2 separate regions of the Mus musculus genome follow, and region 2 is linked to region 1. The links are chromatin loops, found by intact Hi-C in ENCODE. Cell type or tissue: left cerebral cortex. All regions are shown on one strand. Links, peaks and the distances in the headings refer to the core of each region. The heading gives the core; the rest is flanking DNA. Region 1 holds the start of Gm34477 (a long non-coding RNA gene). Region 2 has its middle 250 kb from the start of Gm51671.

Region 1 (16,111 bases), core at 3,826-8,825:
ATACATACATACATACATACATACATACATACATACATACATACATACATACATAAATCTTTAACAAAAAAGCCTAGAGTTCACTATCTGTCCAGGTCCTTAGGCTCAGCCGGAGTGTACAGCAAGGGAGTAGCCTCCTGGGTGAGGCTGACTTTGCGGCCATGCCAGCCTTTGCCATTTTACACTGTTTGCTTCACTAGTTTTTATAACTCACCCACTGCACATATCTCCATACTATCCCTTGTGAAGTAATGATAAACCATGGGTAATGTCTTATAACAGTGATGTAATATACATAGCTATGACTATTATCATCATAGATTTGTACTTAACATCATTGTTATCAATACCAGGAACAACTGGTCTCCTTTATTAGTTTATCAAACACTCATTGTCTGTGTCTCATGGGGTCAAAGATGAGTGACAGTATTAAAACCTAACATGAATCTACTTCATCACCTGTTGAGCTAACCACAAAAGCACTATCAGAAATGATCAATGCCCAGACTGTATGCTGGGGAAGAGGGAGATGGAAAGAGCTAGAAGAGCAGGGGAACAGAAGAATTTGTCTTTTTCTCACCACACCTGAATTGTCAGTCCTACTCAATTCTTTCTTGGCTACATTGTAAGATTACAGGGTAACTTTTCCAGACATTATGAAATAAACAGTTCTCTTGACTAGTTAAAAGACATTCAGCAGGCCATGGAGTAGCTCAGCAGGTAAAGCGCTTGCTTTGTAAGAACTAGATTAGGGAGCTGGGGAGATGGCTCTGTAAGAGCCCTTGCTGCCCAATTATGAGGCCCTGAGTTCAAATTCCCAGCATCCATATACAAATTTGGGAATAGCCTCACATACCCGTCACTCCAGCACTGTGCAGGGTGCCAAGACTAGAGGATTACATGGCTTTGATGTCCACCAGCCTAGCTCTAGGTTCAGTGAGAGGTCATGTCTTGGGTGGAATAAGTCAGAGAATGATCCAGCAAGGTATCTGGCATCCTCCTTTGGACTGTGCATGCTCAGGTTTGAGCAACCGCACATACACCATATTTGCAGATGCATACAAATAAATAAACACATGCATAAGTAAATAGAATTAGTATCTAAATTTGATTGATCCACACTTTAAAAAAAATCTGGGTCTTCTAGCACACACTTTGTGATCCCAGCACTGGAGAGGCAGAGATCAGTGGATCCCTGGGTCTCCCTGGTCAGCCAGCTTATCCTACATCATAAGTTTCAAAGGCAGTGAGAGACCCTGTCACTAAAGAACAAGGACAGCAGCTCCTGAAGAATAACACCCAAAGTCATCCTCTGCCTTCCACTTGCGTGTACACACATATACATACACACTGACACACACAAGTATACCTACACTCCCACACACAGATTCACACAGAGACACTCCCCATGGATTTGTGCTTCAGGATCATCTGCTGCTGTCTGGTCTTTATCTGTTCTTAGTTTCTTTCCTATTGCTGTTACACATGACACCATGACCAAGGCTACTCAGAAAGGCAAGTGTTTAATTGGGCTTATGGTTTCAGAGGGTAAGGAGTCCATCCTAGCAAGACAGCATAGCAACAAACAGGGACAACAGGCATGTGGAACTTGTATCTTGGTCCACAAACAAGAAGCAGAGAGGGGATTCATAAGGGCAGCATTAGTCTTTTGAAATCTCCTAGCCTGCTCCCAATGACACACCTCATCCAACAAGGTCACACCTCCAAACCCTTCTCTAACACTTCCATTGTGTCTAAATAGTCAAACATATGACCTTATGGGGGTGCAGGTACATTCTGATTAAAACCACCATAATTGCCATCCTCAATAAAAGAAAGACAGACTTTCATCTATCCTCAAGCAGCTTCATAGATACGACCTTTAGAGGACAAGGTAGGGAAACTGTCTGAGCATGTTGAAAATGCCAGTTCACCCATTTATACCAGCTTACCATGCCTACTTTGAAAGACTCTTTCACCATCAATTGTACTGTATCTGTCACTGTATATTCACATGCATTTATATGTTTGGCCTGGACCATGGAGGTGAAAACACCCTTCACACAAATTCCAGATATCAGTGATATACTCTCTGGTGGATTGAATAAGAATGGTCCCTAGAGGCTCATGTATTTGAATGCTTGTCCCCCAGCTAGTAAAAAACTTGGGGATAGATTTGGAGGTATGGCCTTGTTGAAGTAGGTATGTTGACTGGGGTGGGGTTTGGGGTTTCTAAACTCCATGTTAGGTTCAGTGTTGGTTTCTCTCTGCCTACAACTTAAGGGTCATGAGAGTTCTCTGCTTCTGTTCCAGCGCCATGACTACTCATCACCACCACACTCCCTGCTATGATGACTATGGACTAGCCCTATGAAACTATAAGCTCCCAATTAAGTGCTTCCTTTTATAAGTAGTCTTGGGCATGGTGTCTCCTCACAGCAATAGAACAGTAACTAAGGCATACTGAGGACATCAAAACTGTTGCCAGACCTAGGAGGCCATCTCAGGACAAGCCTTCCTCTGGTCTCATCTCCATCCATTGGTGCTGGATTATGAGTCATGCTCTGCCTCATGGACTGGGAGATGAGTAGATGCCCATCCCGAAGCATCCTTCCACATCCTTCACACACTGATCAGAGCTACAGGAGGAACAATGACAGCTTTGGATTTGGGTTACAAAACAGAACAGACTTCGGGCTTTACTTTCTAGTCCTTCTTATTTCCTTTCCCAACCAAGTCCTGTGGGGGCTGGGGAAACGATGGGGGATAACTCCTGACTTTCACACTAGTGCATGTGGCTAGAATAGTTATTTCAATCCTTCCTTATTCCAATCCAAGCAAACAAGCAAACAAACAAACAGTCTCAGTTCTTGGAAAGCTCTGTCAGAACTAGAAGCCAGTTGTGAGTCACAGGCAACTCTCAGGCCCCTTACCTAAAGGATTCTTCTGGCACTTGTCAACAGGTTCAGGGGCAGGTAGGACAGAGGCACTCCCATCTTCCCACTCTGCCATCCTTGCTGTGGGCTTTCATCTTGATGCTCTGAGGATGGCAGCTACACATCCAAGCACCCTGCCTGCTTTCCAGGCAGAGAAAGACAAAAGAGCAGCAGGTGAGAGGATAGATGAGTCCCTTCTGTCCTTTATAAAAGCCTCCCCAGAAATCTTATCCAGTAACTGCCACTTCCACTTCGCAGAGCAGCACCTTGTCACATGTGCGCCTCGGTCCCTAACAGAGTCTGAAGATCATGAATAATTTTTTGGGTTTAGGAAAAGAAAAAAGAAAAAACAGGCCCACTACCATTCTAAACTAAATCAGAATGTTGTCACCAGTAAAGAAGGAGAAATTGGAAGCATCTGCCAAGAGAATGGTGTTTGATGCAGAGACTAAGGTCAACACAGACATCTGTAAGTGAAAAATTTGACGCCTAATTCATAAGAATGTTCTATAGAAGCATTATGGGAAGTTAGAGTGGAATGTTCCCGAGGCTGTGACTCCCAAGGCCAAGAATGAAAGCACAGGTGTTGGGCACGAGTGATTTCCAAAGTGAAATGGAGCATGCTCTGGGTACATTTTGCAAGAGGAAGAGCTATTCGTGTCCAGCGTGTACCCACTGAGCACAGCCCTAGGAAACATACGTGGGCTTGGGGTCTGCCTGCATTAAGTCAGGTGATCAAAGCTCCAAGAGAACCACACACAGCATTTGACTTTTATCCTAGAGGTTACAGGACACAGAAACTGGCATTTGACCCTTTCCTGGCAGGGACTGGGACAGAAACGTATGCTTAAGTCCTGGCCTAAGGGAAGAACAAAGGAGTCGCCTGTTCTCCGAGTGTGATGTAACTCTTGAAAAGTCCAGGGGAAGAGTAAGTGTATTCATTTCTTTTTCATTTTGCTCTGCTTTCAGGAACTAGATGTGGGACCACACAGAAGCAACACATTCTAGGTTTGTTTTGAAAATGGACTGCAAGTAAGGAGGCTAAAGGTCAATTGAAAACCACAGTCTTTCTTTTCTTCTTCTTTATTTAAAATTCACTTTACGTCCAGCTCACTGCCCCCCTCTCAGTTACCCCTTCCACAATCCTTCCCCACATCACCCTTCCCTTCTCCTTTGATAGGGTAGGGACCCTCCCCTGGGTATCCCCAGGGCATATCAAGTCTCTGCCAGGCTAGGCACTTCCTCTCCTACTGACACTAGACAAGGCAGCCAGCTAGAAGGATATATCCCATAGACAAGCAACAGCTTTTGGAATAGCCCCGACGCCATTTGTTTGGGAGCCACATGAAGACCAAGCTGCAAGAATCTGCCTCATGTATGCAGGGAGGTCTAGGTCCACCCCATATATGTTCTTTGGTTGCTGGTTCAGACTCTGAGAGCCCCAAGGGTTCAGGTTAGTTGACTCTATTGGTCTTCCCATGGACTTCCTATCCCTTTGAGGCCAAAAATCCTTCCCCCATTCTTCCATAGGAATCCCCAAGCTCCATCTGCTCTTTGACCACAAAGCCTTTCTTAATCTCTATAGTACCTGAATTGCTGTAAATGGGATGCATGCCTCCTAGTGCGTCTGTGTCTTAGTTAGGGTTTTACTGCTGTGAACAGACACCATGGACAAGGCAACTCTTCTAAAAGATAACATTGAATTGGGCTGGCTTACAGGTTCAGAGGCTTAGTCTGTCATCATCAATGTGGGAGCAGGGCAGCATCTAGGCAGCTATAGTGCAGGAGGAGCTGAGAGTCTTACATCTTCATCTGAAGGCTGTTAGTGGGAAATTCACTTCCAGACAGCTAGGGTGAGGGTCTTCAGCCCACGCCTACAGTGACACACCTACTTCAATAAAGCCACACCTCCTAATTGTGCCACGCCTTGGGCTAAGCATATACAAGCCATCACAGTCTCAGACACTTCCATGGGATGTTTGTGACACTACCAACTTAAAAATAGCTCTCCCTTCTACTTTCAAATGTATTTTATGCTGGATAATGATAAATTATGTGGTTACTGGGCGATACAGGATCCTTACTAATTCCAAGAGCTGGATTCCCAACCTGACATTTCCTAAGCTTCTAAACTGGAAAGGCACTGCCAAACTCCTGAGCAAAAGCATCTAGCCAGTTAGTAAGGTCACTTTGAAGTACCAATTTGGGTGTGCAAAGATGAAAAGGAGCAACAACAGGGGATGGCTAAATTGCTTTCGCTGAAGCATAATTCTAGATAAGCACAAGATCTTACAAACTGATTAACAAGTTTGACAGAGTCAAGGGCTAGGAGACAGGTAGAGCATGACAGCGTTGATCCTTCTGGCTCTGTGCTCTCTGTAGTTTTGTGCTCCTCGAACACTGAGCAAATATGTATGTGCATGTCAGCCGTGGGGCTGGCAAGCAGTGTGCTTGTCATGGATTCTCACACGTCTGAGTTGAGCCTTGTCAGTGCATCATACATTCGGCAATTACAATCATCAGTCAGTTTAATTCCCTGGAACATTGTCTGTGGACTGATGGATACTATATACACACGGGGAAGCGCCCTATATGTGAACATCAGAAGATGGATTGAAAAATGGATCCCTTCGCATGACTGTCCCTACTGCTTTTGGCATCTCTCCCAGAAGAAAAACAGAAGAGAAAGAGAAGAAAGAAGCAAACCTGGCCTGCACTTCATAAGACTAAAAATTTCCTGAATATAGAGTATATTGGACAAGTGTGATGAGAAATTTCCTTTAAACTTGCTTTATACATATATTCAACAACAACAAAATGAGCCAGATGACATAGCACTCACCGTAGAACTCCAGCATCAAGAAGCTGAGGTAAGAGAATCATTAAGTTCAAGGTAGACACGGGCTATACAGCAAGCCCTTGCTTCAGCTATTCTCTTTTACATTTTAAATTGTGATAGTTCTTTAGTTACCTTTTGGATACAGTCACACATGTACTTTCTAATGTGATTATCCTGTAGTCAATTTATACTTCTCTGTTAGTTGTGTATCATGAAGGAGCTTATTATACACCTTGATGAAATCCAGCTACATAGACCTCACTGCCCTACCATAACTAGAGCTACCTAGCAGTACTTCCAAAGTAATAAATGGAGCTAGCACAGCATGACATTTTCTTTGTGGACCCAGCTCCACCTGAACCATTAGTCATGGCTTCTGCCATGTCAAGATTTCCTCAGATGCTGTGTGGATTAGATTGTTGTCTTGGGATTTTTAAAGTTTGGTTTCTTTTCCTTTCTTTCCTTGTTGGGAATCAAAATAGCATTTGTTCCTTTAGACTTCTCACGCTTTTCTGATTTGCTGTGATTCTGCAAAGATCACACATTTCAATAAAAAGTTGTCACATAGTAAAAGCTTGCTAAATGTCAATCAGTGGAATGAGCGCTCTCTCACATGCTATCTTCTTTATACAAAGGAGGTATGTGAACCACCAAATGCTATTTTTTTGACACTGTAAATGAACATTACAGAATTGTTGTTTCCCTACAAAATGCAAGTAGCCCCACATTCTTCTATCCACCACACAGCCTTCAGTGCATGGCATCCTACGGACCATTGTTCAAGTCCTATTCTCACTGTTTTAGAAGCTCTTGACTTTCTGGACATCTTCCAAGGACCTGAATTCTACCATCACCTGTCCAGTTGCTGAATCCCATTGTCACTTGTCCCAAAGAGCAGCTTTCCAGAGCTTTCTCAGCTCCCTTCCCCAGGGCACTGCATTATGACTCTACCTCTCCACTTCATGGTTTGACCAATTCTCCAAACAGTGCTGCTCAGTGATGCTCATGATAGTCAGTGATAAAACAAACCTGGTCCATCGCTGGGAGATTACACAGTGTGGAATCATTGTTTTCATCAATATTCTGATGACTCCACACACCCCAACAAGTCCAGAAGAGCATTAAGTAAAGAGAGGTGATCAATCATCAAGGTCCTTTATTTTGATTCCTGGTCCCAAGCTTGAGACTTGCCGGATTCTTTCCTGCAGGAACCCATCACAACACAGTCCCTCCACTTCTTCCATGCAGTTTATTGCACATACTAAAACCCTGGCTAAGAAAGATGTCAGGAGAGACTGGAGCATCCCTGAGAGGATGATTGCTACAGGGTCTGGGGGAGGAGAGGTAGCCATACACGTGAGCTGAATATTGATTTCATAGATGATTCCATTTTTAAAAAGCACATTTTTCATAGTTCTAATTATGTTTAGTCTGTATTTTCAGGGAAGCCAACTTCTGAGCTTTTGTGATGATTTTAATTTCTAGAAACAAGCAGAAGTTATGTCTTGACAATTGAGGTGAGTGATGTGCCTCTGCGTCAAAAACCAGATGTGACAATATTGTGATGGCGCTGATGTTTTCTTCACCAGGGAGAAGAGCTGTACAGCTCAGCCCCAGAGAGGAATTTGCAAAGATGCTTGAACATTGCCCATGTGAGGACTGGGAGGTGGGACACTTGAAGATGAAGCATGAGACTGTGAGGAAAACAAGGGCTTTGCGAGTTAGCTCTGAAGCCTAATGGTAACATTATGTGCTGCCTCTTTGGAGAGCATTTGGTATGTTTTATTTGAGGGGGATCAGTGCCCATGTTATAGATTTCATTTGTAGTAAGTGACTAACGTCGGCTTGGAAAGAGATGTTTAGGCTAGCATGCTGGGTCTGTGGCCCATGGTTGGGGCTTCTACATTGCTGCTTCCATGTTTCCTATTGCAAAGGGCAAAGCTCAAGCTTTGAAAGTCAGCTTCTAGCCTCCAAGTGGGCAATAAACGGAAGAGAATCATATTGCTATGGAGTGTGGAGATCCAGATTCGGTGCTTTCTGGTGGTTTTTGACTACATATATGTAGTCAAAGAATTATTTTTTAACACTCATGAAACAAAGATGTCACACGGATAAGATATGACTGTCTGAAGTCCAAACATTTATCAGTGTTGATTCTATTTTGCTGGATCTATTAAAATGGAGACTCATTCAAAACTTTATTAAGTTAATTGGCAGAAAGTTCCAGATTGGGATGGCATCTCAACAAAATCTAGTACAAACCATACATATATTTACATATATATCACATATATATTTTATATATATCACAGAGGAAGAGAAAATGGATATACTCCTAGAAGATATATCTGATCTAGATAGTCTAACTTGAAACAATAAAATATTAATAATGATAAGGTATATAGATGCATGTTTTCTCATGGTTATAGCCTTTAATAGAGGAATTTTGTCAGTAACTAGGTTCACTTATTAACACTAATTTAAATAATGGTAGCAATGTTGATAGAAACATCAAGTACAAGATTAAATGATATATGATACAACTATCATAGTATTATTTGATTATATAAAACTAGTGCCAGAGATGTACATGCAGGAGACAATTTTAATAGCTATAAATATTATTGAAGCTTACAGGCCTACAAGCAAAAGATATCAAATCCAAAACAGTATGTGAGCAGTTTAGGTTTCTTGGTAAATCATCTGGCATTGACTAGTGGAGCAGGCTAACTGTTTAAAGAGTGTTCTTAGATACTGGACTGAAGGAGAGAGAGAGGGAAGGGGAGGAGGGAGGGAGAGAGAGGTTGTTGAGGGCAAGGAGACAGCCCACACTTCCAAAGGAAATCGTTTATAGCTGGATTGCTGGTGATTTTACAGAAGGGGAGAGTTCCAAAGCCAGGGCAGGCGTGTTTCTCCAGCAGGCAGAGTTATGGGGTCAGTCTGCAAGCCATAAAGCTCTGAGGTTTGTGAAAAGCTCTATATGGGCCTCAATAAACAACAATGATCAGGTTAACCTCTTGCTTCTGAGATACTCCTGCCTTCCGGGCTGCAGCTGGTTCTGGTCGTGAATATGGCCAAAGGCATCCCTGATTGAGCCTGTCCTTTTGCAGAGTGGATGCAGAGCTACCAAATGACATAAGGTGACCTCAGGATCGAAGGTCTTGATGAGTATGGTTGTGAGACTATAGTGTGAAGGTATTTTACATTACCCGCTATCCCTTCAGCCGAACAAAAAGAAAGCACCCCTCTGTAGAGTGTTTATTTTGTTTAAAGTCCCTCTGATGAGCTCCTGGGCTCCGTAGTTATATAACAAAGTAGTGGCGTAATATATGAGGGCAGTGAGGTGGGAGTTGAACATACCTGTATTTGCAGCCATAATGAGAGCTCAGAGGTAACAAGGGGGGTGATTTGGATAATAATTAATAACCTGAGTTGCAAGCACAACTGGATCCGCATGCAAATGCTGTGACCCTGCGGTGGAGCCTCTTGAAGAAGAAGGTGCTTTATTGCCTCTGTCAGGCATTCCCTTCTCAGCTGTGATTCCTCACAGCCTTGGTGGTTTGCATACTGCAGCTAAACATTAGGCCATAATGAATGACAACTCAGCCACTCTGCACACTGCAGAGAGAAGCTGCCATAATTGGCTCCCCCATCGCCTTCCCATCCCCCTCTGCGAAGGCAAGCAGGCACCAAGCAGACACTGCCACACTGATGCAGAGGGACTGAGAATCCCACATGCTGTGAGGGTGCCCAGGGAGTGTGCCCGTGATGGGTTCACATGCATCCCAGAGACATCCCAGAGGCACAGCCCTTCCTTCCTGCTCTCCTCTGACTCAGGGAACAGAGCATGAGAGTGTCCTGGGTCGGTGAGCCAGCTCACCAGACTTCTTCGCTGTGTTATGTCCAGGTTCAAGAGAAGAGCCACAAGAATGGTTAGAGCAAAATAACTGAACAAATTTGATTTTATCCCCTGTGAGATATAGCTAGGGTTTTTTTTTTGTTTTGTTTTGTTATTTTTGGGATTTTGGGGGGGTGTTGTTTGGTTGGTTTTTTATTTTTTTTTCTCTCGTCAAACTAAGTGCCACGACCTCTGTTCTAGATTTCTCTTTCCACAAGATATACAACCTGGATAGCTGAGTAACAGGGAGCTGAGTTGCAAATTGTCATGCTAGCCGTGATGACTGCACATAAGACCAAATATTAGCTGTAACTATTTTATCAAACTTAAAATCAAGCTGTTAGTTGTCTGTTCAGTTGCTACAACAAAGTGACCTGACAGCAGTAACTCGAGAGAGGAAGTGTTTATTTTAGATCACTGCTCCTGGGGTCAGTGAGTCAGGATAGGGAAGTCAGCTGGTCCAGTCTGATCTGCACTCAAGGAGCAGAGAGCAGTGAATGACTCTGCCCTTTCATTATTTTTCCATCTGGTCAGGCAGCTAGGGTATGCCTTTCCTTAATTAGTCAGATCTAGAAAACCCCTCATTGATATACCCAGAGATTTGTCTCCGAGGCAATTCTAGATCCTGTCAAATTGACGATCAACTTAAACTATCAAGCCATGTAAATTTAAAAAAAAAAATCATCTTGTATCAGTCTACTATTCAAAGGCCCACGTGTAAAACTTTCTTATGTTACGACAAGTCCTACTTTCTGTATTCTGAATTACTTACTAAACAATAGCCTACCCGTGAGGCTTCGATGTTTGCATTTCATTATAAACCAAAGTAACTAGCAAAAAACTAGAAACTCTGGTAATGAACAATGTTAGCCTGAGGGGATTTTTTAATGTTGAGTGGAAGGTAAGATGCTCAGAGACAGAACAATTGCCTTCTGGGAGAAGTTTCTTATCTGTTCTGTGCAGCTACTAGAAATTCGGCTGGGATTCTCATTTGATTGCCTTGTTTTGGATAGTCTTATGTGTGATGGTCCTTTCTCTTCATAATTCATGAATAGTGTGAATGATTTGAAAACAAACCGATAGCAAGAACTTATATAGACACTTATAGCTAGCTGCCCGGCACAGCTGTTGAGACAAAAGGCTCCTGAGAGAGATTCCCGAGTTCACTTAAGTATTGTAGATTACTAATGAAAAAGGTAATCTAATTAAGATTACTAATGAAAAAGATAAGAAGATAATCTCAGTTCTCTCAGAATAAGCATGACCATTGGACAGCCAGGTGATAGGAAGAGAAGACTTGTGTCAGAGAGCTGGCAGAGGCAAAGGGAGAGATGGTTTGCCATTCAGTTGACTGTCAACTTTCTATATAGTTGGTCTGAAGGTTTCTCCCCTCTTCACTCTTCCTGTGGAAGCCTCACTTGCTTGGAAATTAGAAATGTATTTAAATAAATTGTTATCTTTTGCCCATTTTGAATATAGATATTGACAAGGGATTAGGTTTATCTAAGGAGATACGCATGGGCATCTTCCAGTGAAACCTTCCAGATAAGATCCTACAAGGCAAGGCAAAGCTTGAGCCTCTTTGCAATGTTTTCTGTCTCTTCTCCTCAGGTGAAAAATAACTGGGATGACTGGAGATACACCAGGCCTGTGTGACACAGACAGAGTCATCCTGAGGGACAGAAGCCAATGCCGGCTGCCAGGAAGATCAGAAGTAAAGCACCAGATGTCCTTGGACTTTGTGCGACCACGCCCACCCACCCCCATCCCCCACAAAGCCTTCAACGTGCTTTTACAGGAAAGAATAATCTTCAGCTTGTTTAAATATCTTTGTCAAGTCTGTTTTCACAGATAAACACAATCCTTTACAAACACCAAAATCAAGACTTTCATTTTTATCCCTACACTGAGATGAAAGATCATTGAGAGATTTTTTTTTCAACACATGAATAACAGGACTCAATTTACATATTTAAGAATCCAATTGCCAGATGAGGAATGGGTTGAAAGAGGATAAGAGAAAACTAAGAAGTCAATTAAAAACATGATGCCTTGGTTCCAACTAGAAATAAATAGAGTTTGTAGCAGCATCAGTAGGAATAGTGAAATGGAGCCAAATTCAAAACATTGTTTTGGTTTTTTTTCTTTTTTAAAGAGAAACACTTTAAGTTATATATGATGTGTTGTTTAGCCATCAGAATCCTTGTTGGAGTTTTATTCCAACCTTCATAGAACATAGTAGAAGCCCAGTAAAGAAGAGGGCATAGCAGAAGTTAGCTGCAGTTTTTCAAGATCTTTATCAGATATCACAAGACACAAGCAGACTAACAATGAGTAAAGAAGCCAAAAAAAGAAAAAAAAATAGCAGAATATGGGAGACATTTTCCCCCAGTACAATGTTTTTCAACCTTCCTCATTTCCTAATGCTGTGACCCTTGAATACAGTTCCTCAAGATGTGGTCATTCCCCAACCATAAACTAATTTTTGTTGCTACTTCATAGGTGTAAGTTTGCTACTGTTATAAATGGTAATATAAATACCTGATATGCAGGGTATCTGACATGTGACCCCTGTGAAAGGGCCACTTGATCCCCTCCCCCCAAAGGGTCATGACCCACAGGTTGAGAACCATTGTCTCAGCAGCATCTCCTGCTCTCAGTGGGTAGGAAGGCAAAGTTGAAGCCCTGATTGGACCGAGAAGAGCCAAGTGAGCACACGTCCTTTTGGATTCTATACCAACCGCCAAAGAGCAGACACAACAATGCCTAACTATGTAGCATGACCCAGGGAAATGCCAAACTTCCTTAAACCTTTTTAAAATTTATTTTTAAAAGTTGTCACATATGTATGTACTATATGTTGAGCATAGACCTCTTTCTCCCCTCTTTGTTTCCCTCTCCCTCTTCTGTCTGTCCTTTTGCCATCCTTTAGATAAAGTTATTTCTGCTTTCAGGCCACATACACATATTTGATTTTCTGCATCAATAAAGGGACCACAAACGGAACTATGACTCACTTTTGTTTGGGCCAACAGCAGATTCTGAAGGCTGGCTAAACCACATACAGAGAAAAATGTCATCCTAAGTTCAAATTATTTCTGTGAATTTTCTTTTCAAACAGTACTCACATGGCTCTTAATTGAAGCATGCCTGAGCCCATGTGATAGAAAAAAAGAATAAAGGGATCGCAGGCAGCCATAGACTTCTAGAAGAAAAGGCCATTCTGTAAACTGAGAAGGGTGTTCTCCAGGGAGGATATGTGCACTTTTAAATGTGTGTTTGGCTTATAATCTGCCCCCAACACCCGATAATTTAGAAACATTAACAGTGGTGAAGGATGAATATAAATTTCTTACGTGAGATTGAAATTTTAGAATGCTTCTCAAAACTGGTAGGACAAGCTAACTACTATACATCAGAAGGACACATGTCAAATTTGAACATCATCATCAAGAAACTTTCTGGAAAATGTTTAATCAGCTTACAAAGTAATAGATTTCAACGTCGGGTTTTCATACATATTTCATTTTCATTGATTGCACCTCTGCTCTCTTGTCATCCCTCTGCCCTGGTTCCCTGCCATATCTTTTCACCCTCCTTTATCTATATTTATTTCTACCTGGATACGTTTATTTAACAATTAGATGATAAGATCTTCATGTGAGAGAAAACATATAGTGCTTCTCGTTCTGAGCCTTTTATAACATTTTCCACTTTCACCTATTCTACTGAAATTTTCATAATTTTCATTTTTCTTTACAGCTAAATATAATTCCGTCTATGCATGAATGTCATGATTAATCAACGTTTTCACTGACGTGTATATAACACTGGACAAATAACTGTGAAGTACAGTGTTCTCTCAACTGCTCAAAAGTATTTCCCAAACCTGACCAGAGGGCCATCATCAGCAAAGTCTAAAACATAGGAATCATGCAGAAATCGCTTCTGTGTGTGATGCCTAACACTAGACGTCTATAATAAAAGAGAATTCAGCCTGTCATACATGTTTTAGGTAAGATGCAAATCAAAAAGGAAAACTTGCTGGAAGTTGGAAACCATGAATGCTGATGAAAGTGTAATATATGAAACTTACAAAGCTGGATGGCTCTATGGGTGAGGATGCTTGCCAATAAGTCTGACAACCTGAGTTCAGTCCTTAAATCCACATGATAGGGTCCTCTGACCTTCATATGTGTGTCATGGTGCATGTCCACAGGCACATATACATCCAAAATAATAAATAAATGTCATTTTAGGAATAGTGGATGCAGCCAAATATATGACTAGAAGTAAATGCATAGCCTTAAATGTATTAATAGATGATTAAAAGCTTCAAGTCAAAGAACCAATTATACAGCTGCAAGGTCTTGTTATTCCCATGGCATAGGAGGAAAAAAAATAGAACACAAAACCAGAAATTGATGAATCGAAAATCACATACACAGCATAGCACCAACAAAACCAAAAATGCAACTGTTGAAAAACTAATGAAATTAATTATCCCTGGAAAAATTGATCAAAAGAGAAAAAGACAGAGAAAGAGCCCTTATAAACCATGGAGAACAGACATTGTCAGATATACATTACACCCACAAAGTACTAGTACAACTTTTCAATTTGAAATTTTCAATTAAAATCATCTATTCATGGAAAAAATGCAAGCTACCCAAAGACAATAAAAACAGAACATCTGAATTCCAGCTTGTAAATCCAAACCTCCTGCAATGCAATCACCAAGCCCAGATGGCCATAACAACTCATCCCAACCACTCCAAGAAGAAAAGATGCCAGTATAAATACGCCCCAGTACAGAGAAACAAGTTTCTACTTCATTTTGTAAACATATAATCTGGACTTTAAAAAACCATCCAAGTCATTTTAAGAAAAGGAATTTATTGGTCCATCTTTCTCTAGAATATCTTTCTCTTGAAGAATGCGATACATATACAAATATTAAATATTACTTTAAAGTAGCAACAACAGGTGACTCACACCTTAGACACTGGGAACCCAACAGTAGCTCCATTGTTGAACCTGGGAGCCTCTGGAGAAGTCCTACAGTGGCTGTCTCATACTGGAAAAGCCAGTGACTTAGTAGTTGCTCAATCTACAAGGTTGCGAACCTTGGCAGTCCCAATTTGACACCAGAACCACAAAAGTTCCTGGAGATCTCTGGGTCCTTAGTCCACAATGGAAGCCTAGAGGCACTGATTCTGATATCAGGGAAGGAATGGGCAGCAGCAGCAATAGGGAGCAATAAATCAACGTGGAGGCTAGTGGGGAGACCAACGAGACAAGAAATGGTCCTCTGCCATGCCCTTTCATTGGACTGCTACCAGTAGGTGCAGTCACCACCAGGGTGAGTCTTCCTTCCCACATCAGTTAAGGCAACCAGGACAGTTTTTCAGTTGAGGGTCTCTGAGGGAGTGATTCTTATTCATGACAAGAGAACATAAAAACTAACCATAACAGATGTTAGAAACATCTCAAAACAACCCACCTCCACTTCTGTCCACAGAGAGGCCTCACTGCCTTCCTTGGTTGACTCCACCAAAATACATTGATGCTTTCAGTTGAATCATCTTTCCCTCTTGAGCCCCAAAAGTAGTTAGACAGACAGACAGACAGACAGACAGACAGACAGACAGACAGACAGATAGATAGATGATAGATAGATGGATGGATGGATAGATAGATAGATAGATAGATAGATAGATAGATAGATAGATAGATAGATAGAGCAGGCTGTATAGAGCATTAGTGAACGATGTTTCTCTCTCTCTCTCTCTCTCTCTCTCTCTCTCTCTCTCTCTCTCTCTCTCTCTCTCTCTCCCTCCTCTCTCTCCTGGAGTCATTTTAAGTAACATAAATATTTTTAAGATATGGGCTTATACTCTGGGGAGATAGATCGGTCAATACAAGGTTTATATAGCAAACACTAGAGTCTGAGTTCTGTTCTCCAGCACCCATGTAGTTCTGTTCTCCACACCCAAGAGCTACAAGTGGGAGTGAGAGCTGGTAAGCACTAGAGAGGCAGAGCCAGAGCTCCCTAGCCAAATCAGTGAGCTTCAAGTCCAGTGAGTGACCCTGACACAAAATAAGTGGCTGAGATTGATCGAGGAAGATCCTGATTATAGCCTCTACATGCATATGCATACACACAGACATGTATACATAGGTATGCACACACAGAGAGAAGAGAAGTGCACATGGGGTGAAGACTGTGGGATACAACTATGAACAAATGATTGCAAGCAAATTGGGAAGAAAGAAGGTGAAGGCATACATAGAAGCAATGAGAGAAAAGACTTTGTGGGTGGCTGGAGCATTGTGACTCACACATACTGGAACAAGGGATTCCTTGTGGCTCTGGGGGCAGGAGATATAAAGCACTGGGGGGATGAGCATGAGTATGCAGTGGTTCCCACATGGCTG
Region 2 (16,111 bases), core at 6,449-11,448, 1.3 Mb before region 1:
TGATATGTTTCTTAAAGATCATAGTTCTATGGCCCTATCTGAAAATGAAAACAAGGTACTTCCATCTGTTTCTGGGGACTGAGCTCCTGTTAGGGGGCATTCTCTTACCACATCCACAGCTAATTTGGACTATGGCTTCTTTCTGCTGGTCTACTTTCTTCTTTCTTTCTTGATCCCAGAAAAAAAATAAAGAATTAAGACTTACCCTTCATGTCTGGTAAAGTGCATGAGCAGTCTGCCCTTGACAGTGCCAAGGTCCTTGACATGGAATGGGGCAGATGGCTTAACTGTTTCTTAGTCTCAGCGAGGCTTCCCTGGAATACATTTGGATTCAGGGAAATCATTTTATCTCCTGTAATCTCTTGTTTGTTCCTATGAAAAACAGAGGCTGAAATAATACGTGAAGGTTTTTGTTGTTGTCTTGATTTTTAACATTTAAATATGCTTGAACAGTTTCTTTCATGAAATGCGTTCTCCCTTCTCAGCCTAAATCTCTACCGTACAAGTAGAGTTTTCAGTCTGTCTTCTTATCCTTCCTTCAACGGGGTGGTGATATCTTTGCACAGGTTGACCCACTATTGTGTGACATGAATATTTTCTTATAAGTAAAGGGTTGCTACTGGTTACCTGCTGTGCAGTTAGGACTATCCAGACTTTGTATGCTACACACTGAACCACATCTCCCTCAAAAGCTTATATTGAAGACTTAAGGTCCAGCATGACTGTGCTGAGAGACACAGACTATAAAGAAGTGATAATGTTAAATGAGATTGTGAGGATAGGACTGTGGTCTGATGGGTCTTCTTCCCTCCTTCCCCTCTCTTCCCCCATCCCCTCTACTGCTATGTCTTTGTTCTCATCTCTCTGTAATACATCCTGTATTACAGCCCAAAGGCAGTATTCTGGAAGCTAGGATGGGAACCCTAACAAGTGAGCCAGGCTGTCAGACTTTGGTCTGGACTTTCATCCTCTAGGACTGTGAGAAATAACTTCCTTCTGCACCCCATCCAGTTTGTGGTCTCTTGTTTCAGCAGCCTGAGCAGACCAATACACCATAGAGTAGGCACTGACATCGGATCACACCGCTGCACTTAAGTCAAGAGCCGAGCTCCTAATTGTTGGTTGGCCTTGGACAAATGACTATTTTCTTACAATCCAAGTCACTTCATTTGTAAAACAAGGCTTTTAAATTTTATTATGCCTGTCTCACAGGATTGCTTTTCAGATTAAAGGAATAAGGTGTGAAATCGGTTGTTTCCCAGGTTGGCCACTCTGCGGAATCACCTAAGACTCTTCTAAAACTGTTCATGCCTACCTCCTACCTCATAAACTGTCACGTCTTTTAAGGAGCTTAGAGCATCTCAGGTAACTGAAAGGTACAACAAGGTTTGGAAACAAGGGCATCATTACAATACTAACTCCAGAGTTAGTGTCTGGTAACTATTGGCTCTTCTTCCTGGCTTTCTCTTCTATGATACAGCATCTGACAGTTTCTCAGAATGTCTAAATATGGCACTCTGGTTTTTTTGTTTTTGTTTTTGTTTTGTTTTATTTTTATGTCTGGGTTGAACAGGTTGGATCATTCTGGTAGGAACTGATGGCTTGAAAATATAATAATCTTTACTCACTTGGGGCTGACATGCCTATAGAGAAGTTTTTTATAGAAACACTTTTCTTGTATTTATTTATCCATGTTTAGACTTGTCCAGTTCTTATGGATCTGCAGTCTGCTGCTCTCTCGAATCAGTATACAAACTTGCCTTCAATCTCTTTTGTCTTCTTCCCTCCCCATCCTCCATGAAACACACCTCTAACCAGGACCTTTTCTACCTCCCAAGTCCCTCAGACCCACAAGGGCTGCTGTCAGAAGTAAGTGGCTGCATCTACCAGTAGGTCTGTCACTTAAGAGAGAGGCTGCATCTGTCTTCTGTCCCTTGAGGCAATTACCTCTGAGCTGGGCACTCACAAGATACACTGTGACACCCCCCACCCCCACCAAGTTGCATAATCTCAACATGAGATTGTTCCCTTGCCTAAACACTCTCTCTTTGAAGCACCTCATCTTCAGGACTTGACAGCTAATTAATAACTTCCATTTTCCTGCTAAGGAATCATAAAAAGATAAATGTCCATCTTTCAACCCCTAGCTCTCATTATCATTGATGATAACATCTCCCAATTCAGGACAAGTCCTCTGCCCTGTATGGGTTCCCTTCTTGACGTCAAAGTATTTCCTAAAAGTCTGTTTGCTACTGAATTAAATAGGATTCTGGGTGTGGATGCGGACTTCGAAATCTCAGCCAGGATCGGTGCCTAAGCACTTCTAAGATCTGGCCTTCAAGTTCTAAAACATCCTTGGTCCGTGGTTCTCAGCAGATTCGGGGAAGAAGATGTTCCAGAGAGAGACCTGGAATCTTTGCAAAGATGTTTCCACATCCTCCACACTTGTATTAGACTGTGGTTGAACATGTGTTGCATATTTATTTTGGAAACCTTTACTTACATCATCAACCACTGCACTAGTGATGTTTTATATTTATTTATGTGTATGAGTGTGTTGTCTGCATGTATGTCTGTTCACCACTTGAGTGTCTGGTGCCCTCACGGGCCAGAAGAGACTGTTGGATCCCCAGAACTGGAGTTATCTACCAATGGTTAGGAGCCACCATTTGGGTCCTGGAACAGAACCCCTTTCTCTGAAAAGCAACAAGTACTCTTAACTTCTGAGCCACCTCCTCAGCCCTACCAATGACTTTGCTATTATCATGTCCTCTGGAATGTCTGACTTAGTTGGTGAATACAAGTGGCTGGGTAGACAATCCTTTCTTGTCTCTGCTTGACCATTGGGGTCATTTGTGAAGCTTTTACAAAATTCAGATTCCCAGGTCTTGTCTCAAATTATTAGACTGGAATTCTTTAAAGTCATATCTGAAGTCTGTAATTAGGGAAAACTAAAGGCTCTGGATAATTTTTTTTTGAGTCAGCTATGGCTGAGAGCCGTTGGCATGGTGATTAAGAGTCTGAATTCTGGACCCAAATGTGAAATAAATTTTTATAGATGTCATACCTAACCTAGCACCTCACATCTCAGGGGTTCTCATAAATCATAATTAAAACTTGCCATTATTGAGTACCTATTATGTGTAAGTGATACACTGGATATGGACACACACTATTTCATGCCATTCTCACAAAAAGCAGCCACCCACATCACATCTAGGGAGACTTAGCCTTCCTATAGAGCAGTGATTCTCAATGGTCTTAATGCTGCAACCCCTTAGTATAGTTTATTGTGTTGTGGTGACCTCCAACCATAAAATTATTTCATTACTACTTCATAATTGTGATTTTTGCTACTATTATGAATTATACTGTAAGTACCTGCTAATCAGGATGGTCTCAGGCAATCCCTGTGAAAGGGTTGCTTGACCCCCAAAGAGGCTGAGAAACGCTGCTCCAGTCGAAAGCCTGGAGCCCGGGTGTATTTCTAAAACTTACGTTTATTTTACATCCCAACCTCTACATACACACATATGTAACGTATGGATTGTAGCCCCAGGAAAGAACAGCACCCCTTTCATTCCTGAGTCTCAAACACTTGCTGTCCTTGTTGAATAGCCAGGCATATAAGATCAAGGGAAGACAGCCCAGTATTAGGCAGATGCCTGCATGGCAACTGGAAATGTTTAGCTGGCTCCAAATAGGTACATTCTGATTTTAAGCTTTCATCTCTCATTATCTTGTGGACATACATAGGGTCTCAGACCAGGACAGAGCAGGAATGAAGAAAAGTATGCCGCCTGTGAAGGGCCAGGAGGAAGCGCGCTGAGGGGAGAAAGGAACCAGACTGGAACCCAGAAGGCATGGAATTGTGGGAGCATGCTGCTCGCCACTCACCCAGAGCCGTTTTACCCTTAGTGATTCATAAGACATACTAGCTAAAATGTTACGTATTGCTATTCTGAGTGTGCATATGATACTGGCGGGGACATTGCCGTGATATTAGCGAAGCCAGAAAACAACTCAGCAAAGTCAATTCTTTCCTTCCTCTGTGGTTTTCCAGGAATGTCAGTCATTAGACTGGCTTTAAAAGTATTTCACCCACTGTTCCCACGTAAGGCACAGTGATCTTACTGGCCACAAATAGCATTTCACAGTTCGACATAGGCCACACATACTGATTTGCATAGAAAGCTGACATTTGTATTCAGATTCCCGGAATATGCATAGATTCTCAGGTAGACTGATGCAGACCCCCTGACATGTCTGGGAGGGGGCAAAGGGCAGCGAATAAGGCTCCAGGCTCAATTAAAGGAGCTACTCCAGGAGGGGAACGGCGCTGCTGTGATGGGCACTGGAGACAAAAGGCTGTCAGTCATCAAAGGTCTGTGGGCAAATGGACAATGTGCTCTGAATGTTGCACCCAAGCCTCGCAACAATGCTTTCTGTGACTGGAGGGTCAGAGAATCCTGTTTTCCACATTTAGATCCCGGGGACGAGAGGTTTCAGGAGGTGACAAGTTAGAGTTTAGATGCCTGATTTCTGCCTTGTACACATTCCCAGGCATACACAAGCAATTCACACACACACACACACACACATACACACACACTTGTTTGCATATATATATATATATATATATATATATATATATATACAAAACCATATTTAAGCATGCACAAACATGAATAAGGGCACAGATACAGACATGTTAACATACATAATACATATGTGGACATGCAACAAATATAGGCAGGCATATCCAAGCACCTTCACACACTCTAAGCACACGCCCTCACCCAACCAGATTCCTACCTCCTGTATGTTCACTCTACCTCCTTCCCTCAGCTCTTTTACCTTTTAATGAGCGATTTAGGATGACTTCATTGTTACCCAAGACTAAAATCAGTTGATGTTTGTCATGCTTGGCAGCTTCATCGGGGCATCAAGGACCAGATGAATAGGAGTTCAAGGGTAAAGGACACATTTTGGGGGGTGTATAGCTGTCCTTCAGAGACACGGGAAGACAGGAGGTCCTTACAACAAAGGATATGTCTCCCTTTTAGTCCATTCCTGATGCCAGCAGTGATCCAGAAACCGAGTCTTAACGCCTCATTTGTCCAGGAGTACATCTCCCCTTGAATTGCTAAATGATGCCCAGTGACACAGAGAGACCTTCACAGCAAAGGTTTCGCATCGCTTTACCTGTTAAAAGCCTCTTAGTTCATTTTAATTAAAAAAATTGTGAGCACTGTTCACCTCCTAGAGCCTCCTGGGATTTAAGAGAGAGGCTTTCCCGCCTCGACAACAGATGGGGAGGGAGGGCCAGAGTGGGGGCGAAATGAAGGGTGATGCCCAGATTTAGTTAACATAGCAGAAGGTGTTCAGTAACTGGGGTAGCGTTATTATGAGCAGGGCAGTGGTCTTCAGTACCTTTCCTCTCTGACTGAGTGGCTCTGACCTTCCAGACAGATCCTCTGGGCCACACACTCCCCTGCCTCCTCAAATGTATGGTGCTTTCTTTCCTCTCAGTTCTCACCAGCCTTCTCGCTCTGCCCTACTGTGGTTCTCACCATTGCTGCTGTGACTAATAAGACTTGACATTTATGTGAAAGATTGCTCACGTTCTTCCAAAGCCCTTTCCCAGGTATCACCTCTTTTCTGTACACAACCTTCTTAGCCCACAAGGTACACACCCACAGAATTGCCTTTCCTCTGGTAGTAAACTTGGAAGACCTTGGCATGACTGCTTTATTTGTGCTTTTTCTAGACACGCAGTCTGCCTTCCTTATTGATGCATATTTTAAAGTCTGCATTACTTACCGGCAGAGGCTAATGCATAATGCTATACTCAAAACAGCAAGCACAGGGAAACCTGGAAGGTTGTGATCTGGCTACTAAGGTGTGAGGTTTCTGGTCCTAGGTCCCTATACTCTGAGCTTTCTGATGGGGGGATAAGGTAGTTAGGTGCCTGTCCCTGGAGGGGTGCAAATGACAAGATGCTGCATCCAGTGTGGCCAGGAGAACTGATAGAGTTGTATGTTAGAGTAAATCTCTATACTTCCTGTCAGCTGTGAGACTTTCACTATATGAAAGGGTTGTGGTCTGTATGTGTGTTTGTGTGTATGGTGTGTGCATGGAGTATGTGCTGTGTGTATGATGTGTGTTTGTGTATGGGGTGTGTGTGTGTGTGGTGCTTGTGTGGTGTGTGTATAGTGTGTTTTGTATATGGGGCATGTATATGTATGATGTGTGTGGTAGGTGTGTGTGTGTATGATGTGTGTATGTGTGGTATGTGTGTGGTATGTGAGTGTCACACATGCATGAGAGCAGGCACGAACATGCCACAGCCTATGAATAGAGGTCATAGGAAACCTGAGACATCAGTCTTCACCATCAGTCTTCACCTTTCACTTTGAGACAGTCCTCTTATATTGTTCTCCAACGTGCAGTCCAGACTAGCTGGCTTGTGAGCTTTCCGGAATTCAACTAAACTGGAGTTACAAACACACTCTTCCACATCTGGCTTTATGTGGTTCTGGGAATCCGGACTTGGGTTCTCATACTCGTGTGGCTATCACTTCATCCCTGAGCCACCTCTCTAGTCTGAAACCTTGCCTTTTAAGGAAAACATTTGATGTAGTCACCTTTGCCCTTAAAGAAAGGAAGCTTTGGACCTTCATTCAGTTTTTCTTCCCTTGATAATATATAGCACCAGCCAAATTTTAAAGCAAACGCCCTGTTTGGAGCGTCGAGGCAAAGCCCTTCCAATACAGCAGAATGCCTCCCTCAGAAGCTCCAGAGTCAGCAAAGGCAAGGCAGGAGTCTTAGCTTCCCCTCCCGCCCTGGGCGGATGAGTTCGCCCTCCTCCTTCCTTCTTTCTAAACCTCCTGTGGCACTTTTAAAACCTAGGCCTCAGCACCCCCCTGGGCTCTTCCTCAAGCATCATTTGGTCTCAGAGAATGCAGACCGTTCTAATGTTAGCCTGAGGAAGCATTTCCCAAAGTGTGATTAGAGGAACACTTGCCTTAATAGGTACTTCTGGTAAAGAGGTCCTTGTGTTCAAATATTGCTGCGTGCATTCTTCCCCTTTGGAAAATTCCAGTGCATAGTAAAATTTCAGCAGAGTAAACGTTTTGAACAGTCTTGCACAAAGAGATGTGTTTCATGGTTTCAAAACCCAGAGTTTCCCAAATATATGTGATCATACCAGATTTTTTAAAACAGTGGTTTGTGTGTATATGTGCCTAAACATACATACATACGTGTGTGTGTGTGTGTGTGTGTGTGTGTGTGTGTGTGCATACTTGCTTGTGTGAGGGAGTTAATGGACATGCCTTTGGAGACTAGGGTCAACCCTATATAATGTTCCTCAGGAGACACCCACCTTGTTTCTTGAAATAGGGCTTCTCACTGAGACCTAGAGTTCCCCACATTATGATCAACAAGCACACACGACACTACAGGTGGCTCTTTATATCAGTGCTAAGAATCAAACTCAGTACCTGGTTCTTATGAGGTAAGCATTTTACCCTTTAAGATATCTCCCTAGTGCCTAGGACATTAATTTTTATTGGAGGGGCTGACCTATAGCTAGTAAGTTAGTACTTAAAATATCTGCGAAGCCGTGCTTAGGGGAAAGGCTCCTGCCATCATTCATAGTTAGGAGGACATGGTTTTATTTTCTATTGTTTGGATTGACTGGTACCCACCTGCATCTGCAGGCATCGTGACATCAATAATAGAGAACTGGCAATACCACCAGGACCTTTCATCAAAAGCAGGGCCCTGGCACATCCCTCTGGAACAGTCTTTGATGAGTGCTACTGACTTATCTTGGAGTCACTATGAATGACATTCAGGGCAGGATGACCTTGCCATTCGGGGCTGTGCCCGGGTCTCTGCAGGACTCTCCAGCAGCAGGTGTATTTCATCTCCTAGCTCCAAGGTATTTGTCCTGCAGCACCTGGTGTGGAGCGATAATTCCTGCCACGGGGATGCTCCTGGTGAGCCACTTGGCAGGAGCCTGGGGCTCAGAGGCTCTCTTCACAAATCTCTAAATCAACTGGCCATGCAGATGCTGGAGCAGCAGCAGCTGTTTCTGAGGCAGAGGCCATTCATCTTCTGCCTTTTAATCTCTTGTTTGTGGGGATCCTGGAAGAGTGCAGGTCTCTGCCACCACACATTGTATGCCTGGGTGCTCACCAAGATTCATCCAGACTATATAATTGCTAGATGCTCTCAGGAAGCCAACACGTGGGTGGCAAGGATCTTTCTTTCATGAAAGGGCTTAGAGGCATGAGGATTCTATTTTAAAGAGCTTAGGAAATGCTGGGGTCCTGATCGATGCTTTCCATGGCCTGAACTCAGTACAAACAAGGGACTTATTGTACTTAGTCTAAGTCCTATACTAAGAGTGGAGGAAGATTTGGGGGCTAAAGTAGAGGACACTGAATCAGGGATTCTGGAAAGGTAATGCTATTGATACATAGAGAAGGCTTTAACTAGAGGCTCTTGTTCACCCCGAGAATCTCTAGCCTCCTGAGAACTGCTAGGTAACTGTGATGTGAATAGAAAGGGAGCCGCACCTATGTGGTAAGTGGATCAGCGAAGAGAACGCAGTATCTGTTTATATTATGGAGGATGCTCTGACAGTATAAACGAAAGGCATTTTCAGTCTGTGGAAATGGGCTTGGAAGACTGAGGGTTTTAGAAAGGGGATGAAGCACAGACACAATGCAGATGGGAAACACAGGGGTGCATTACTGGCTGTGGATGTCGGGGTAGCTAGTCAGGTCTGGACTCATCTGTCCGTGGTCCTCTGCTACTACCCACTTGGAGTCATCCCCTCCCTCTGATCCTTTGGTCCTGATCTATATACCAGCCCTGGTTCCCAGGAGTCTTTCTAGACCTCAGTGCCTGGAGATAGTACTAATCCATGGGAAAGCTCCTGTCTGGCCTCTGTCACAGTCCCTCTGACTTCTGTCACCTTTGGCATCTCTTTCCTCAAGATGACCTGTGAACTGCTTTCCCCTAGAGCCATGGGGTTTGAGGTCAAGGTCCTTACAGACTCCACACAACCTGTTTGCACCATTTAAGCATCGTTTTGGAACTCTGTGTCTTCCTTTTGGAACTTAGACATTGCAACTCAGAGAAAGGCCTTATTTGAAAAAACTTGAGTGGCAAATGTGTGTACATTTAAATAAATAAGAAAGAAGTACTCTGGTCCCTGGGAGTGCCCTTAAATCCTGGCAATGACTATAGTTATCTGTAAAAAGCCGCACTGAGAGCAACACTGCTGGATATAGCACACTCCACATAGACTGCTGACACTGCCTTCCTTGCTTCATATCAAGTACATCAGTCCCGCCATCAGAGGTCCTCAGCACTTCATGAACTGAACACAAGGGAAGTTAGCCTCCAGCAGGCAGGTCCTACTGTTTCAAGTGGTAAGCAATAGGATGTTCTTGGAGATGTGTTCTGTCAACACACACACACACACACACACACACACACACACACCTTACTACATATTCCATAATTCCATACATATATACACATATATCAAAACACAATACATACACATACCACATAAACCACACACAACACAACATTCAATACACACTGTCACACATACTGCATACACACATACACACACTAAACATACATACCATACCACACACACCACACCATACACATACTACATACACACACAAACATATATATTACACATGCTCACATACATACATATATACATCACATACATATATACACACCATTCACATATGTATACCACCCATATATGTAAGAAAACATGCATACAACACACACACCACACATACACCACTCACCACACACACACATGCACACACACCACATATATACATACCGTTCATACTACATACACTATACACACACATCTACCATACCACACACACTGGTGGGTGTGGCTATTGGCTTCTTTCTGGCCCCACTTCATTTGACTATTGCTGGCTTGGATTTCGATGCAGAGCGGTTCAGTCTAGATGCACAGCTATTATCTCTGTGAACTGGATAATCTTAACTTTGAGCTTTAGTCACTGATTACATGGGAAACTACTTCCCTGGTGACTTCAAACTCCCATTCTAATTGCAAGAACACAGAGCGACCGATCTGGGGATGAGGCGAAGCCTGCAGTTGCATTCATTGTGCCTGCAGTTGAACACATCATGTCTGCAGCTGCACACATTGTGTCTGCAGGTGTTCTTTATTATCCCATTGCCTCGATTCCCCTTGTTCTCTTTCCTGCTAGCTCACTTTACACCACCACCTTTATTCTCAGGCCCAACTGGGTAAACTGAAGCCCTTTTTCACCCTCCAGTGACTCATTTGGGAGGACTACACCTCTCATGAACTTCACTAGATTAAAAACTTAAATCTGTCTCTTGTTCATAGGTGGCTTATTCATTATTTTGAACCTGACCAGTAGGGGGAAAAAGTCCTTAAAGACGTAACTGTGTTTATAAATCTAACAAATTCTCTTGGGCGACTCATTGGAAAGAATCCTTTGACTGGGTAACTATAAATTAACCCAAAACACTGTGATTAAATTCCTTAAGAAACGCTTCTGGGTGTAAATATTAGGGGAAAAGCAGTTGCAAGATGTCTCCAGTTTTGCAGACCTGCATGTAGCTGCCTGTCCTAAAGGATGCCCTCTGAGCAGGGGAAAAGCTGGGCAAAGCTCAGCCCAGCCTCCAGGGTGTCCCTGCAGCCACGGGGTGACTTACTCTCCAGGTGGAGCAGCAGGGATGATTTGATGGAAGGGACTTTTCATTGCAACTGTTCTCCCAGCAAAGCTCCTCTCTGGGGACCTCAGACTGGCACCTTTCACCATTGTTAAATTCACTTAAGATAAAAGCGACACCAGGCAAACGACAAGGGAAGAGCCATTAAGGGCTGAGTGTAAGCCTTGACTGACAGGCAGGCTCTCCAAAATGCTCAGCTGCCAGCCTGGCTCCAGCTGAATCACTAACGTGAATGCTGTCCCTAGCCAGTGCTTGACAAACAGGCAGGGCCCAGGCCAAGCCTACAGGACCTCCGTCCATTATTCCCACAGCCTTAGCCTCTGAGAACAGCCACCCACACTCCATCAGCTACATCATCTGCAACCACCTGGAAAGAGGGGACTCCTGCCTGCAAAATGAGACCCTATCTTCTGCCTGCTTTCAGGTCAGTGCCTGCGGGTAGCAAGCCATGGATTATGGAGCTCCAATTCCCTCACTGTGTAGCTGAGAGTGTGAAGATTGGACTCAAGTCATAGAGAATGCATAGACTGTCAGGTCTCTCTCTTAGTCTGTTCTCTCCTGTGAGTACAGAATTGTGTTGATTGTCATGTCTTTTCTTGAGCCTGGGCACGAGGCCATCCATTTGTTGAGATATGCCAGCATACAACCCGGTTAATGTAGAAGCTCTGGAGCATGGAGGTAACAGCAGGTACCTAACCTGCTAAACATTTTCTTTTGGAAAATCATCATTATCATCCTCTTCCTCTTCGTCATTGTCATCATCATCCACAAGGTTTAACTATGCAGCCCAGGATAACCTGGAACCTGTAATGTTCATACCTCCATCTTCAGAGTCCTGGGACTACAGACACATCAACATGCCTTACAATTGTGAGAAGATTTATTAAGGTAACTGTTACCATTGGAAGTTTCTGGAAAAATATTCAAATAGAAGCCCACACACAAAAAAAAATTGCTATCACACAGTAAGTCCACGGTTGAAATTTACAGTTTCTCCAAAGTGCAGTGACTTCTAATGTTTATTGGTTCCTTCTCCAGCTTTGCCACATCTTATCTGTGTGACCTGGAGAAAGTCGCTTAACCTTTCTGCAATTTCATGTCTGCATCTTTAAAATCAAGTACAGGACCTCCTTCCTGGAGTTACTGTGAACATTAAATGAGTTTGAAATATAAAACTCAGGCTGGAGGATAGCTCACTCTCTAAATTGTTTGCTGTATAAGCAAGAAGAACCCCAGGGCCTCATGCAGGGGAAAAAATAAGATGGGCATGGTGACAATCATATGCTTGTAAACTCCAAACTGGAGACATGTCCCTAGGGCTTGCTCACCATTTAACATAGCCTACTTAATTGAAGAATTTCAGTGAGTATCTCAAATAATAAGGTGTATGTTGGTTGACATCTGTGAACAACACCAAAGGTTGACTGCTGACCTCCACTGGCTTAAGCACACGCCCATGCCCACAGAAACATGCATGTCATGCGTGCGCGTGCGCGTGCGCGCGCACACACACACACACACACACACACACACCATGAAGCCAAGCACACCATAAATAATATATATTTAAGTCTTGTTGTACACCATTTTCCACCCTGTCTTCGGCCTTAATTGCAGTTCCAATCTAACGCTGCTTCCTCTCTCCGTGGTATTTTGAGCCTAGAGATGAACCTACACTGCTTGGCAGTGCTTTTGGCTGCCACTTCAGCATCAGGGGCCCATTGTAGCTGATGGTCATATCATACATCCTTGCTCTTGATTGCAAAGAATTCTGAAATATCAAGGGAGGAGGTTGAAATCTCCTGCAACAGATTTGTGTATACAACTTGAGACAGATTCTTGCCCAGTTACTCACCCTGGATTCAGCTCTAGGTGTGTCCTGAAATGTTGGCGTGTCTCATATAAGCTTAGAAACACAAATCTCTTTCACTCTAGTTTCTTCATTATGTGCTGCCTCCATCCATAAGATGACCCCTTTGGAAGCATAAGTATCCTGCATTGGTGAGGCTGTGGATGGAGCTGGGGAGGGTAGGCTGGACCACTGTCAATCTTGAATGCAATTTTCATGAAGGTCTTAAAGTGCACACTTGGTGACAGTCTTTTTATCACCATGCTTCTTCATGTTCTTGCCCTAAAGTCTCTCCTGGTGGAAAAAAAGATCTAGCTGGGTCTTGTAACCCATGGCATCCAAATCAACCCTTCTCCCTTCCCCTGCATCATCTCAGTGGTCTCCGTTGTCAAAATGTCTTCCTTCAACCAAGATCATATAGACTTAATGTGCACTGGATGGTCTTTCCGCGTTGCACAAGTGAAGCAATATTCTTTCCAGTTTATACAAACTTACAGAAATGCAGCTTTGAAAACCAATATGATGATTTTTACCATCAAGTCTTGAATCCCTCAATAAACCAAGAGGCACAGATGCAACCAGAGGTCACTCAGCTGTCTTCCGCATCTCAGCGTTATTGACTACAGAGAATTCCATCTTATTGTTTTATAATATTCTGGGATTCTTTCCTGTTTTGTTAGACAATGAGGTTCTTCCTTCAAATTGAAAACCAAGTACCACTGCTTTCCTTGTGCAGTGGCTTCCGTGCTTATGGAGTTATTTTCTTAGCATAACTTTCTAGAATATAGCTTAAGAATTTTTTGATACAGTAAGATTTTGTGAATTGCAAGGGGTCACACTCCTCAATTATACCTATCACAAGCTGAAAATATTATAAGTGAAGAAGTTTCCCTTAAATACACTAACCCACCAAAGACAGCGGCTGGGCTATTGGAATTTTTTTTAATCAGTTAAGGTGTTAACAGATAAAGTGTTTGGAGCAAAGCAAAGGTTTCATTGCTTATTGGCAAGCTCCGTAGACTCTGTGTGTAGAAGAGTGGTTCAAAAGCTGGGAGACATTGTCTCTGAAGGCATTTTGGTTTATACTGCATTTGAGGTATCCCTCCCAGTGTCCCCTCCTATCTTGTTTTGTAGTGTCCTAAAGGTGTCTGTGTGGCCCTCTATAGAAAAGGTCGGGTCTTTCTAGCCATACACATGGAAATAACTGCAATAGGACTCCCTCCCCTGCCTCAGAGTAAGAAGGCAGTGTAGTAACAAGGTCCCTCTCCATGGTGCATAGGCACAGGAACAGATGTTGCCTAGATTTGTCTCTTTCTTTGTGGTAGAACCAGGAAAAGACTCGTCGCAGGAATGGGAAACGACGCAGGAATGGAAATGATGTAGAAAGCAGAAATGACCTACTTTTCAGGAAAATAGAAAATTTCTGCTAGAGACAAAAGCCATACAATAGAAACCAACTAAACAACCAACTAACCAACCAACCAACCAACCAACCAACCAACCAACAAACAAACAAATGAGGTCATTATATCCCCCATTTTTCTCCTCCTTGGGCCCACAGCCTCACAAACATCCTTGATCAACAGTCCAGCACTCTGTAAGGCACCATCAGGACTTTCCTCCACTGTTCACATGACTGACAGGAGCTATGGAACTCTGCAGCAGGCCATCTTCAGCCATTTCCCATTTAAAGATTGTATGGAGAACCATCAGAAATCAAGGTCTATTTTTGTTTTTGTTGTTGCTGGTTTTGTTTTAATCAGAGATGAAACAGGATGGCTGCTTTTATATATCATCTTAAGCAGATCATGAGCTACCTGGATCGTTGACTAAACATTATTATACCCATGTCTACAAAGATGTTTCCAGAAGAAATTACAATCTGTACAGGTGGGCTGTGCAGAGCAGATGACGTGAGGGCTGAGCAGGACAAGAGGCTGGAGAGCAGTGGAATATGCTCTGTCTGCCTGTATGAGCTGGGATATTTATCTTCTCCACATCTCCATCTTCAGACTAGTCTGGGTTCTGTATTATTATTGGCTTCCTGGCTGTTGTGAGGGTTCATGATTTGCCAAAGAATGATACCCCAGACTCAAATAGTCTGTAAAAGCAAAGAGTGTATTACTCTGCAGATGGAAGATCACAGAACTTCTCAGCCTCCATAGTCATGGGAACCATCATGTTACAATGCACTCATTATTTACATCTACTTCTGGTCTATCAGCATCCTCTGGGAAAGGAAGTACTAACGTTTCTAGAGTTGTCCCTTCCACAACAGTGTCGTCTCACTAGAAAAAAAAAAAAAAAGGTCAATGTCTGAATTGGCTTGGGAAGTGAGTACCTCAGTTACTGGAATGTTCTGCATAGCTGAGAAATGTTGTCCATCTGCCAACATTACATATGGGATAAACGCGTTATCACTTAACACCAAATTACACCAAGCATAATCCCATTTTCCTTTGAGAATTTCAAAGGCATTCACAATTCTTCAGGGTCATTATCATAATCCTACTTCTCAATGCAGAGCTTCAGGGGCTGTGTGAGGAAGCCCTTTGTAAGTGGCAAAGAACTGTGGGCATGTGGAGTTGCAGTGTTTCTGGTTTTTTTGATGAGAAGAAACTGCATTGGCCAAATTTATCAAGACATGCCATATCCTGAAAGTTCTTTTTTGAGGTAGTATGTAACAACAACTCATTTATATGTCATTTACCTCTTCCTCAAGAAAGCAAAATCAAGAATATTAAGCCAAGCATGGCAGCACACACCTGTAATCCCAGCACTAGATCGGCAGAGGCAGGAGGAGCTCTGAGTCTGAGGCCAGCCTGGTCTGAAGACTGTGTTTAGGACAGACAGAGGTACACAGTGAAACTGTCTCAAAACACTAAGAACAAATACTACAATAACAACAAGAAACAACAACAAAATATGTAAAAGTTCCTGTCTCCATATTTGAAGGTGTTCCTAGTGAACATACTGTAATTTTAATATCACAGTGTTCAGCTCTAAGTCTCTCAGTATGCATCAACAATAAAAACAAGGCTAGTGATAACATGAAAGCATTTTCTTCACAATGAACAAAAGTACTCTGCTTCTATGAATTTAGGGATGGTGGAATCTGGAAATGGACCCAGCACTGTTCCTGAAGGGCTCTTACAGACGTCCATTGCCTTGGGAAAGTCAATTACCCTTTCTGAAACCTGTTTTCCTCATAGATGATGAAAAAGCAGTCATTTCTAAAATCCCTTTAAGGCCTAAAATTTCTATGGTTTTTATGCCTTGGCCCCCTTTTTTGAAATTATGTTGCTTCATTTTCTTGAAAAGTTCTTGAGCTAAAAGAAACTATATTTCTGAAGTAAAATGATATAGAGTGAGACTTTTTTCAGCATCTGGGATGTTAGCTCTGTTGAGACCAAGGATTGGGAGGTATCTCTCACTTTAAAGGGCCCAGAGCTTCTAGAGAACATACTGAAAGAAGGC

The links. Hi-C counts contacts between places; a loop is a spot of excess contacts. Peaks named below come from ENCODE experiments on the same cell type or tissue, not always from the same donor. Only the 100,000 strongest peaks of a DNase experiment are listed, where the experiment ranks them.
Region 2: it touches region 1 in a loop (2.0-fold over the local background); 5 of 42 quality-filtered maps call a loop at or near these places.

What each region holds. Positions count from the first base shown.
Region 1 is chr1:169,358,862-169,374,972 of GRCm38, forward strand. It overlaps Gm34477 (a long non-coding RNA gene), which reads left to right and starts at 5,648. Exons shown (of 3, transcript XR_373695.1): 1 at 5,648-5,806; 2 at 7,365-7,550; 3 at 11,285-11,422. In left cerebral cortex, for the core only: no CTCF peak of the experiment used is centred there; a DNase peak (open chromatin) is centred at 6,326.
Region 2 is chr1:168,083,875-168,099,985 of GRCm38, forward strand. No RefSeq gene overlaps it. Among named protein-coding and RNA genes, the nearest start is that of Gm51671, 250 kb to the right of the region's middle. In left cerebral cortex, for the core only: CTCF peaks have their summits at 9,382 and 10,486 (motif pointing right); a DNase peak (open chromatin) is centred at 9,383.